2 separate regions of the Homo sapiens genome follow, and region 1 is linked to region 2. The links are chromatin contacts, found by Hi-C or POLR2A ChIA-PET in ENCODE. All regions are on one chromosome and are shown on one strand. The core of a region is the stretch at or near the end of the contact, and the rest is flanking DNA. Distances in the headings are between cores, read along the strand shown. Region 1 overlaps DBP (D-box binding PAR bZIP transcription factor). Region 2 holds the start of SULT2B1 (sulfotransferase family 2B member 1).

Region 1 (4,444 bases), core at 635-3,134, 81 kb after region 2:
GCTTGTTCCCTAGCAACAAGGCCTTCATGGTCTGAGGGCTTCTCCCAATGAAGAGCACTGCCCTGCCCTGCACATTGCCTTTCCAGATCCTGGTTGCTAAGGAAAGCTTGGTGCCCTGGTGATGGGGTTTGGTGTCCCATAAAATCCTCGCAGAGCTGGGGCCTTCTGACCTGGTTGCCAAGGCAACCTCATCCATCCTTGGCAAACAAAAGTGAGGTCTAAGTGGTTTCAATGACTGTGGCCAGCCTCTGACCTGCTGGCCTTGAACTGAGGCCAGAGAATAGCCTCCTCCCCAGTAGGACCTGACTGAGAGAAGAGCTGTCTCTTAGGAAAGGGGACTATCCTGAGACCTCCCCAGAGGATTATACCTAAAGTCCTCCCATCCTGGAAGTTGGTTCCTAAGGAAGACTCCTCCTTAGTAACCAAGGACCACGGGGCTCAGAAAGATGCTCTCTACTCCACTATTTAATTAAAGCCCAGTTCCTGCTTGTGAGGGTAAATCCAGTCCCTAGCAACAGGGCCCTCTAGAAGGAGAAACCACTGGTGTAGATCTGACTTCCAGGCCAGTCCTAGGTGCTTCAAGTAGCTATGTGTTACGCAAGGGTATGGCAAAGTCTTGTTTGTTTTTGAGATGGAGTCTCGCTCTGTCGTTCAGGCTGGAATGCAGTGGCATGATCTCGGCTCATTGCAACCTCCACCTCCCAGGTTCAAGCGATTCTCCTGCCTCAGCCTCCCAAGTAGCTGGGATTATAGGTGCCCGCTACCATGTCCGGCTAATTTTTGTTCTTTTTTTTTTTTTTTGAGATGGAGTTCTCACTCTGTCGCCCAGGCTGGAGTGCAGTGGCGCGATCTCGGCTCACTGCAACCTCCGTCTCCTGGGTTCAAGCGATTTTCCTACATTAGCCTCCCAAGTAGCTGGGACTACAGATGAGTGCCACCATGCCCAGCTAATTTTTGTATTTTTTTGTAGAGACGGGGTTTCACCATGTTGGCCAGGATGGTCTCCTGATCTCGTGATCTGTCCGCCTCGGCCTCCCAAAGTGCTGTGATTACAGGTGTGAGACACCACACCCGGAACATTTTTGTACTTTTAGTAGAGGCGAGGTTTCACCATGTTGGCCAGGCTGGTCTCAAACTCCTGACCTCAAGTGATCCGCCCACCTCAGCCTCCTAAAGTGCTAGGATTACAGGCGTGAGCCAACGCGCCTGGCCCGGAATGACAAAGTCTTGTAACAGAAGCCCAAGCAACTCTTGCTAGGGAAGACTCCAGTAATGGCAAAAAACAAAATCATGCAAAGATGCAATGACTGCTCAAATCACCCCAAATCAGAAAGTGGCACTGGCTGCTAACAGAAGCCTGAAGTCTCCCACCAGTGAGAAGTCCAGGCCCAGGAAACAAGGCCTAAAGGGGCTGGCACAGTCTTCATCCTAGCCAAATGCAATCACTCCAAAGGAAGTCCCACATCAGAGATCAAAGGCCTGCTGAGTAAGGAGAGACAGGCCACAGGCTGATATCCCATTGCCAAAGGAAGACTGTCCTTTGCAAGTGTGCCTGGTGGAGCTCTGGACCCAAGTAATAGGAGAAGCTCCAAGTCTCTACAAGTAGACCTAGCAGAGCTGGCTGAGTCAGCACCCCACAGTGACACTGTCTTTTGTTTTAAGACAAGGTCTCCCTCTGTTGCCCAGGCTGGAGTGCAGTGGTGTAATCTTGGCTCACTGCAGCCTCAATCTCCCAGGCACAAGCAGTCCTCCCACCTCAGCCTCCCAAGTGGCTTGTAGAAATGGGGTTTTGCCATGTTGCCCAGGCTGGTCTTGAACTCCCGAGCTCAAGAGATCCTCCTGCCTCAGCCCCCTAAAATGCTGGGATTACACGAGTGAGGCCCCTCGCCCAGTTGACACTGTCTTTATAAACCTCAGGCCCCTGCCCCCTTGTGCCCCGTGGCCAAGGAGGACTAATCTGTGGCTGCAGGCCAGGAGAGGCTGAGCACTAATCCCAAGGAGAAGCCCAGGCTTGACTGTGAGAAAAGGCCCCTCCCTGGCTGTGGGGCATGTCTCCAGCCAAGTCTATCTCCCACATCCAGCTCTGCTCACCTTCTGCTCCTCCGGCACCTGGATTTTTCTTGCCTTCTTCATGATTGGCTGGGGCTTAAGTTCCTCTTCTGAGAAGCGATGTCTTCGAGGGTCAAAGGTCTCGTGGCCAGGAATGCTTGATAGGGCAAGATCAGCTGGGTCGGGTTCAAAGGTCATCAACACCTCCACGGTGTCTGGGTCCACAGGGCTGGGTGTGTCCCGAGAGGTCAGGCCTTGGGGAAACAGCACGTGTCAGCTGAGTGTGTATTTTAAGGAGGGGGTTTCCTGAAGCTACTTTTTGCTGTGGTATCATAGCCACATGGAAAGTCCTTCTGGGATCTAGCATAAATTCGGCCAGGGATTAATCTCCCTAATATAAAATATGAAGGTTCCCTTGGCCAGGCGCAGTGGCTCACGCCTGTAACCCCAGCAGTTTGGGAAGCCGAGGCGGCGAATCACCTTTAGTCAGGAGTTCAAGACCAGCATGGCCAACATGGAGAAACCTCATCTTTACTAAAAGTACGAAAATTGCCCAGGTGTAGTGGCGGGTGCCGGTAAGCCCAGCTACTAGGGAGGCTGAGGCTGGAGAATTGCTTGAACCCGGACCCTGGAGGTGGAGGTTGCAGTGAGCTGAGATCATACCACTGCACTCCAGCCCGGACAACAGAGCGAGACTCCGTCTCCAAAATAACGAGAAAAATGAAGGTTCCCCTAAGCCATAAAGATGCTTAGAGATCATGGAGCCATATCCACCTTTACAAACAAGGAAACTGAGTCCCAGTCATAACTGACTTGCCCTAGGTAACACACGAATCAGGGCTATTGCTTCTACACTTGATCTTAGCCAAAAGGCCGAGAAGCGATGGGGCTATTGCTTCTAAAACCTCAGGACTTCAGATGCACAGTCTAGCCTGAATCCTACTTACCGAATCCACGACCTAAGCTTAGACCCCAGACTGTCCAGAGAAAAAGAATCTACTGCACTGAAAAGCTCTCAAGTTAGAGTCTAAGAGCTACTCGCTGGAAAGAGGAGGAGAAGCTGCTCTAAGGTTCCAGAAGATTGGTTCGAAAGGAGGCGCCTGTACCTTTAAGCACCAGCCAGCCGGGGCCAGCTAAGGACACAGGTTCAGGGCCGAGTCACGTGCTGACGCCTGCTTCCCTCCTCCTCCCTTCCTCCCAGGCCCCCGCCATCGGCGCCCTCACGTTCCCCCGGCCCCGCCCCCCTCGCGCTTGAAGGCGCCTGCGCGAAGCGCGGAGGAGGGATGGGAGGACTCACGTGGCGCAGGAATGTGCCGCTGGGAAGGGTAGGGCCCTGGTTCGGCCCGGAGGTCGGACCTGGAGCAGGTGTGCCCAGGAATCCCCGACCTGCAGTCCGTCCCTGGAGACCTCAATGTGCCCAAAGGGAAACATCTTTCCTCTTGCTCTTCCAGTCACTTAGTTCCACTCAACCTCCAAAGATTCCCAACCCCCTGCTCTCCGGGGAGCATCGGCCTCCTGGACCTTCCCAGAACCCCCGCCACTGGGCTACCACGATTCTGGGATCCCAGGCCTCTCCTAGGAATATAGGAAGCTTGGCCCCAGCCCCAATTGGAGGATCCAGAAACAACATCCCTAACGTTTTCCCTTCTGAAGAACTCTGGGACCCGGGGCTGCAGCACGCCCCACTGGGGGACCCAGGGACCTGGGCTGCCAGTCTCTTATGTCCTGGGTAAACAGAATTCTGTGCCTCTCCTTTGCCTTTGCCCCTGTAAAGGACCTAGGGGCTCCAGTCCTATCCCAGTTCCATCGATTATGGGCCCAGATTCGGGGGTCAGTCCACTCCCCAGTAAATAACTCTGGTGTTCCGGACTTCCAGTTCTGGCTTCACGAGTATCCACATCGTTTGTCCCCAAGTCCCACAGAAAAACCCACAAAATCTCATTGGGCAGGCTTCCTGGAATTTAGGGTTCCAAGTCTCTCCTCCCCCATGGATCCATTGGTCCCTGACCCATTAAGAGACACCGAATCTGGCCCCCTCCCACGACACCTCTCGACAACTGGACACAGAATTCGAGGCCGCAGCCAGGTCCCACGGTCCCAGCCCCCAGCGTCGCACAGCCCCGCCCCCTGAGTCCAAGCCCCGCCCCGTCAGGACCCGCCCCGCCCCCTTCGCCGCACCTGCGCGGTGGCCGCTGGCGGTCCCGAGGGCAGCCCGGGCGGGGGCGTGCCCAGGAGAGGAGCGGGGGGAAGCCGAGCCGCACGAACCCGGCCCTGGGGAGGGTGCGGGCGTCCGCGCGGGCGACGGCTCCGGCGACGGGCCACCGGGGGGCGGCGGGCTGGGCGGGAGCCCGTGCTCCAGCAGGAAGGCGTCCAGGTCTACGTACTCCACATCGCC
Region 2 (4,995 bases), core at 1,578-4,077:
AATGTCACTCTGGTGTCTTCTGGTTCCTCCTTGCCACCTCTGTAGGAGTCTGGACCCCTCGCCTTCCAGAATCAGGCTTTTGCATCTCCTCAGCTCCCTCCTCATTCTCCACAGAGATTCAGTGGACTTCTCCTGGCACCACCATGACCTTCACTCATTCCATCACGTCTTCCTGTGACAATTCATTCATTCCATCAACAGGCACTTATTGAGCATTTACTATATTCCAGGCTCTTCCCTTGGGAAATAACCGCAGATTTGACATAGAACAAGCCCTTCTTTCATGGGGTTGACAGTCTAGTGGGGAGATAGATGGTAAACAAGACAAAGAAGCAAAACATTTAGGAGGTCAGATGGTGACGAGTGCTATGGGAAAAAGTAAAACAGGAAAGAGGAATGGAGAAGTTGGTGGACGAGCCTGGGGGAGGTGACACTGGGCAGAGTCAGACGATAGGAGCCCACGAAGCTCCCAGGTATCAGGAACATGCGGGAATAGCAAGGGCAAAGGCCCTGCAGTAGGAGCCTCCCCTGGGTCTTAGGCCGCCTAGTTTGGCCAGTTTCTTTCCATTGCCCACTCAGGCACAACCTCAGGCCCTACTGCTCCCCAACCTTCCTGTGCCCCGGGGATGCCTCCGCACCTGCCTGCGAGTTTCCCTCTCAGGATCCCTAAGGACCTGGGCATTCCCTTCCCCAGACTCTCCCTAACCCCCCACCCCAGCAGCACACAGAGCCAGGGACAAAGGGTCATTGAATAGAAAACAAAGGTGAAGACAGCCCAGCCGGAGGCCTGGTGGGGTGTCATGGTTCAGTCCCCCACCTCCGACATCAGAGGGGTTCACTCAGCCTCAGAGGGGGATGCCTGGCCCTCTCACCCTTCCACCCACCCTGCAAGAGAGCCTTTTTATCAGCAGGAACATCAAGGCTTAACACTGAAAGTATCAAGGCAGAATGTTGAGGATGTGGACTCGGTAGTGGCTGGGGGCAGGGGCGGGTGCTCCCACAGCTCAGCCTCCTGGAGACGGGTCTTGGGGTGGTGAATTGAGAGATGGGATACCCCAGAACCCTCCTTTTCTGCTTACCATCAGAGTGAAGGCGGGCAGTGCTGTGTGCCCTGGGGGAAGCCACATTACCTCTCTGGGCCCCCTTCCTGCATCTGTTAGGTGAGTCTGACGTCTTCCATCCCCCTCACCTATGCAACAATAATTGGTCAGTATATACAATTTTATTTGTTTTGGCTTTTTTTTTTTTTCTTTTTGAGATGGAGTTTCACTCTTGTTGCCCAGGCTGGAGTGCAACAGTACAATCTTGGCTCGCTGCAACCTCTGCCTCCAGGGTTCAAGTGATTCTCCTGCCTCAGCCTCCCGAATAGCTGGGATTACAGGCACCTGCCACCATGCCCAGCTAATTTTTTGTATTTTTAGTAGAGATGGGGTTTCACTATGTTGGCCAGGCTGGTCTTGAACTCCTGACCTCAGGCGATTCACCCGCCTCGGCCTCCCAAAGTGCTGGAATTACAGGCGTGAGCCATTGCACAGGCTTTCTTTTGGCATTTTTTTTTTTTTTTTGAGATGGAGTCTCTCTCTGTCGCCCAGGCTGCAGTGCAGTGATGTGATCTCAGCTCACTCCAACCTCCACCTCCCAGGTTCAAGCGATTCTCGTGTCTCAGCCTCCCAAGTAGCTGGGATTACAGGCACCTGCCACCACTGGTGGGGAGACTGGCTTCATGACTCCAGGACTCTGAGGGGTCAGGGACCAACAGCTGGGGAGGGCCAGGGTTTGGGGTGGGGGCAGAAGAGAAGAGAACACCGTCTATGCTGAGCTCACTGTGTACCAGATCCTCCACCAGCAGCTGAGAGTGTCTCCCTCAGTCCTCACAACAGCCCGATGGGTGCCATTCACAGATGGGGAAACTAAGGCAAGATGAGCCTATGAGCAAGATGGTTCCCGGCCCCACAGCTGGGAGGCACTGGAGCTGGGATTTGAACCAGGGCTGTGACCTTCAGACTCTCACGCCCAACCATATCTGGCAGTTGTCTCTCATATCTGTGTCTCTCCCTGTCCCTGACCTTTCTATGTATCTCTGTCTCTGCCCTCTGTATATCGCTGCTGGGTCTCTCAGGGTCTCTGACCCCTGTGTGTCTCTGTCTCCTCTGGGTGTCCGTGTGTCTCTGTCTCCGCCCTCCGTGTATCTCTGTTGCGTCTCTCAAGGTCTCTGGCCCCTGTGCATCTCAGTCCCCTCCTGGTCTCTGTCTCCCATGCCCTCTGCCCTCTCCCTTTCTCCCTGGCTCCCGCCCTGTCTGTGCTGCCGTGGTCCTGGCTGTGCCTCTGTCCCTGTGTCTGTTTCCAGGGTGCCCCTTACGCGTCAGCCCGTGAGGGCAAGTTTCTGTCTGCCCCTTCCCCAGCGGTGGCCTAGTGCTTGGAACAGCGCCTGGCAGACAGGAGATGCTCAGTAAATATTTCTCAAATGAATAAAGGAATGAATGAGTGAATGAATGAATGAATGAATGAACTCGCTGAGATGGGCGAGATCAGCGCCATTTCCCAAATGAGCAACGTGGGCTCCAGGTGGGTGCCCACAGGCCCAGAACTGCCAGCCCGGAAGGTTCTGGCGTGGGCTTGGCACTGACCCCCTGGACTCTGCCCCCAGCTGAGCACCAGACGCCAGGACGTGCCCATCACTGCTCCTCCCCGCCCTCAGAGCAGGGTGGCTCCCTCTGGCCTCTCCCCGCTGTTGGAGGCGTGGGTAGCAGCTGGGAGAACCGGCTGGGTGCTGCCCCTCCCCTTGGGCCGGGCACGGAGTAGGCACCTGGCGGGCTCCCCAGGTGGCAGACGCTGTCGCTGCGCACACCTGGCCTCTGTGCCGCCTGCTCCCTGCTCGTCCTCCCCTCCCCACCCTCACCCACCTGCCATGGACGGGCCCGCCGAGCCCCAGATCCCGGGCTTGTGGGACACCTATGAAGATGACATCTCGGAAATCAGGTGAGGCCCAGACCTGGGCAGGAGCCAGGAGATCCCAGGGAGGAGGTGGCTGTTTGGGGGAGCCGGGGACTGTGGCAAGGGTGGCCTCCAGCCACCCGCAGCCGCAGGCCTGGCCCAGACTTAGCTGGAGGGGCTGGGCTGGGCTGGGGCATCCAGTGTGGTGTATAGGTCCCTCCTGAGAAGGGAGTGAGGACCCGACCGTGTTGAGTCACCAGTGGGGATGCCTGGGGTGTCCCTGTCGCTCTCCGGGCCTCAGTTTTTCTGTCTGTCAAAGGGGCCCACAAGCCCTGTGTCTCCCTGATAGAGCAGTGGAAGAGAGCAGGCAGCTTGGTGCATAGTAGTTGCTCAGGAAACACAACAGCCTGTAGTACCCAGGACACCCCATGCAAGCCCTGAAATAACGGGGGTGCTTGGGGGTGAAATGGGAGAGACTGGGATGCTGCTGAGACCCCCAGAGGGAGAAGCTGTGTTCTAGGGCACTTGGGGCGGAGAGGGCAGGCTCTGGACTCTTCAGGTCTCCTAACAGTGGTTAGGGCAGAGCACTGCCCACTTCCATGAGCTCAGCGTGACTCCCTCTTCCTGGGGATGAGTCAGACACTTTGACAGTACCTGCTTTCCAGATGGGGAAACTGAGGCTGGGAGGGAACGCGACATGACCGCAATTACGCAGCTAGAAGCAAATCTGAACCCGGTCTGTCTCACGCCAGAGCCTGTGGTTTCTCCTGCTCCTCACAGCCTTGGTGATGTCCCCTTTACACCCCTCCCCGTGGCTCCATCTTTTAGGGGAGCGCAGAGGCCCAGAGAGGGCAGGCAGCCTGCCCCAGATCACACAGCAAACTGCTGAGACAATCTCCAACCCCTCGTATCTTGCACTCTTGCCAAGTGAGACCTTCCTGGCAGCCTGGGCCCCTCCAGCCACCGTGGGCTGTGAGGAGGGAGACAACCAAGACCTGTTCTCAGCCCAGTTGCCTCATTCCTTTCTTATTTTATTTTATTTTTTTGAAATGGAGTTTCGCTCTTGTTGCCCAGGCTGGAGTGCAATGGCACGATATCAGCTCACTGCAGCCTCCGCGTCCTGGGTTCAAGTGATTCTCCAGCCTCAGCTTCCCAAGTAACTGGGATTACAGGAGCCCGCCACCATGCCCGGCTAATTTTATTTTTGTATTTTTAGTAGAGAAAGGGTTTCACCATGTCGGCCAGGCTGTTCTTGAACTCCTTGCCTCAGGTGATCCACCTGCCTCGGCCTCCCAAAGTGCTGGGATTACAGGCGTGGGCCACCACGCCTGGCCGCCTCATTTCATTCCACTGTTTCAGGCCCTCCCCTCCCCTCCCTCAGCCAGAAGCTGGGGCATGAAGAGGCCTTCCTGGGTGCCTGGGACTCCAGAGACAGGAGCAGTTCAATCCTGATTGCTGTGTGACCTAGACAAGCTTCCTGATGTCTCTGGGCCTCCTGGGCTGAGAGCTGTGACCAGGCTGGCCCAGTTCTGCGTGAGGGAGGCCCCAGCATTCTTTACTCAACATTGTCTAATCCAGGACTTCTGAGTTCTGCAATTCTTCTCTCCAGAGATAAACAGATAAGCCAGCTCGCCTCCAGGGTTCCCGCCTCTGGGAAGGCCTCACCCCCACCCCAGCCAGGCACCTGGGAGCCTTTTTTTTATCTCCGCGACGGCTCTGCCAGCTGGTCATAAAACGCCCTGAGTGACCTCGCTAAGTGGGTGACCTTGGTTTAGTCACTGACCCTCTGCGAAGCTCGGTTTCGTCATCGTGGGGGAGAATAGCCCTCCCCTGCAAGACTCCTCCAGCCCTGATGGCTGCAGAGCCCTGGGGGGGTGCCCTTAGGACCTCAAACTTCCAGGCACTTCTGGAATCCCCCAGGCCTGGAAGCGTGCCTCTCCCCAGCGAGCCTGCTGGAGCATCCCCCTGGGGCCCACTTCCTTCGGGATGTGCCCCTCCCAGACCCCCTCAGATACGCCACGTACCCCCCCAGATTCGCACCTCCTCCCAGGTTGCCCATCT

Evidence for each region. Hi-C counts contacts between places; a loop is a spot of excess contacts on that map. ChIA-PET counts read pairs that join two places held with the same protein, here RNA polymerase II (POLR2A).
Region 1: a map of Caco-2 shows a loop between it and region 2 (8-fold over the local background). The contact joins the enhancer-like site here to the promoter of SULT2B1 in region 2. A Hi-C loop is called at or near these places in 1 of 168 maps with a recorded cell type or tissue (Caco-2). POLR2A ChIA-PET finds 5 or more read pairs at or near these places in 4 of 52 experiments (BJ, CD8-positive, alpha-beta memory T cell and WTC11).

Annotation. Positions count from the first base shown.
Region 1 is chr19:48,631,353-48,635,796 of GRCh38, forward strand. It overlaps DBP (D-box binding PAR bZIP transcription factor), which reads right to left. Exons shown (of 4, transcript NM_001352.5): 2 at 4,228-4,444; 3 at 2,092-2,303. Among named protein-coding and RNA genes, the nearest start is that of DBP, 3.8 kb to the right of the region's middle. RefSeq lists silencers at 3,199-3,378, 4,089-4,398. Within about 2 kb of position 1,885, at least 15 of the 41 ENCODE cell types and tissues checked have a DNase peak (open chromatin) inside an H3K27ac peak, as active enhancers do.
Region 2 is chr19:48,549,345-48,554,339 of GRCh38, forward strand. It overlaps SULT2B1 (sulfotransferase family 2B member 1), which reads left to right and starts at 2,828. Exons shown (of 7, transcript NM_177973.2): 1 at 2,828-2,979. The coding sequence starts at 2,909. RefSeq lists enhancers at 2,248-2,772, 4,561-4,995 and a silencer at 4,688-4,982.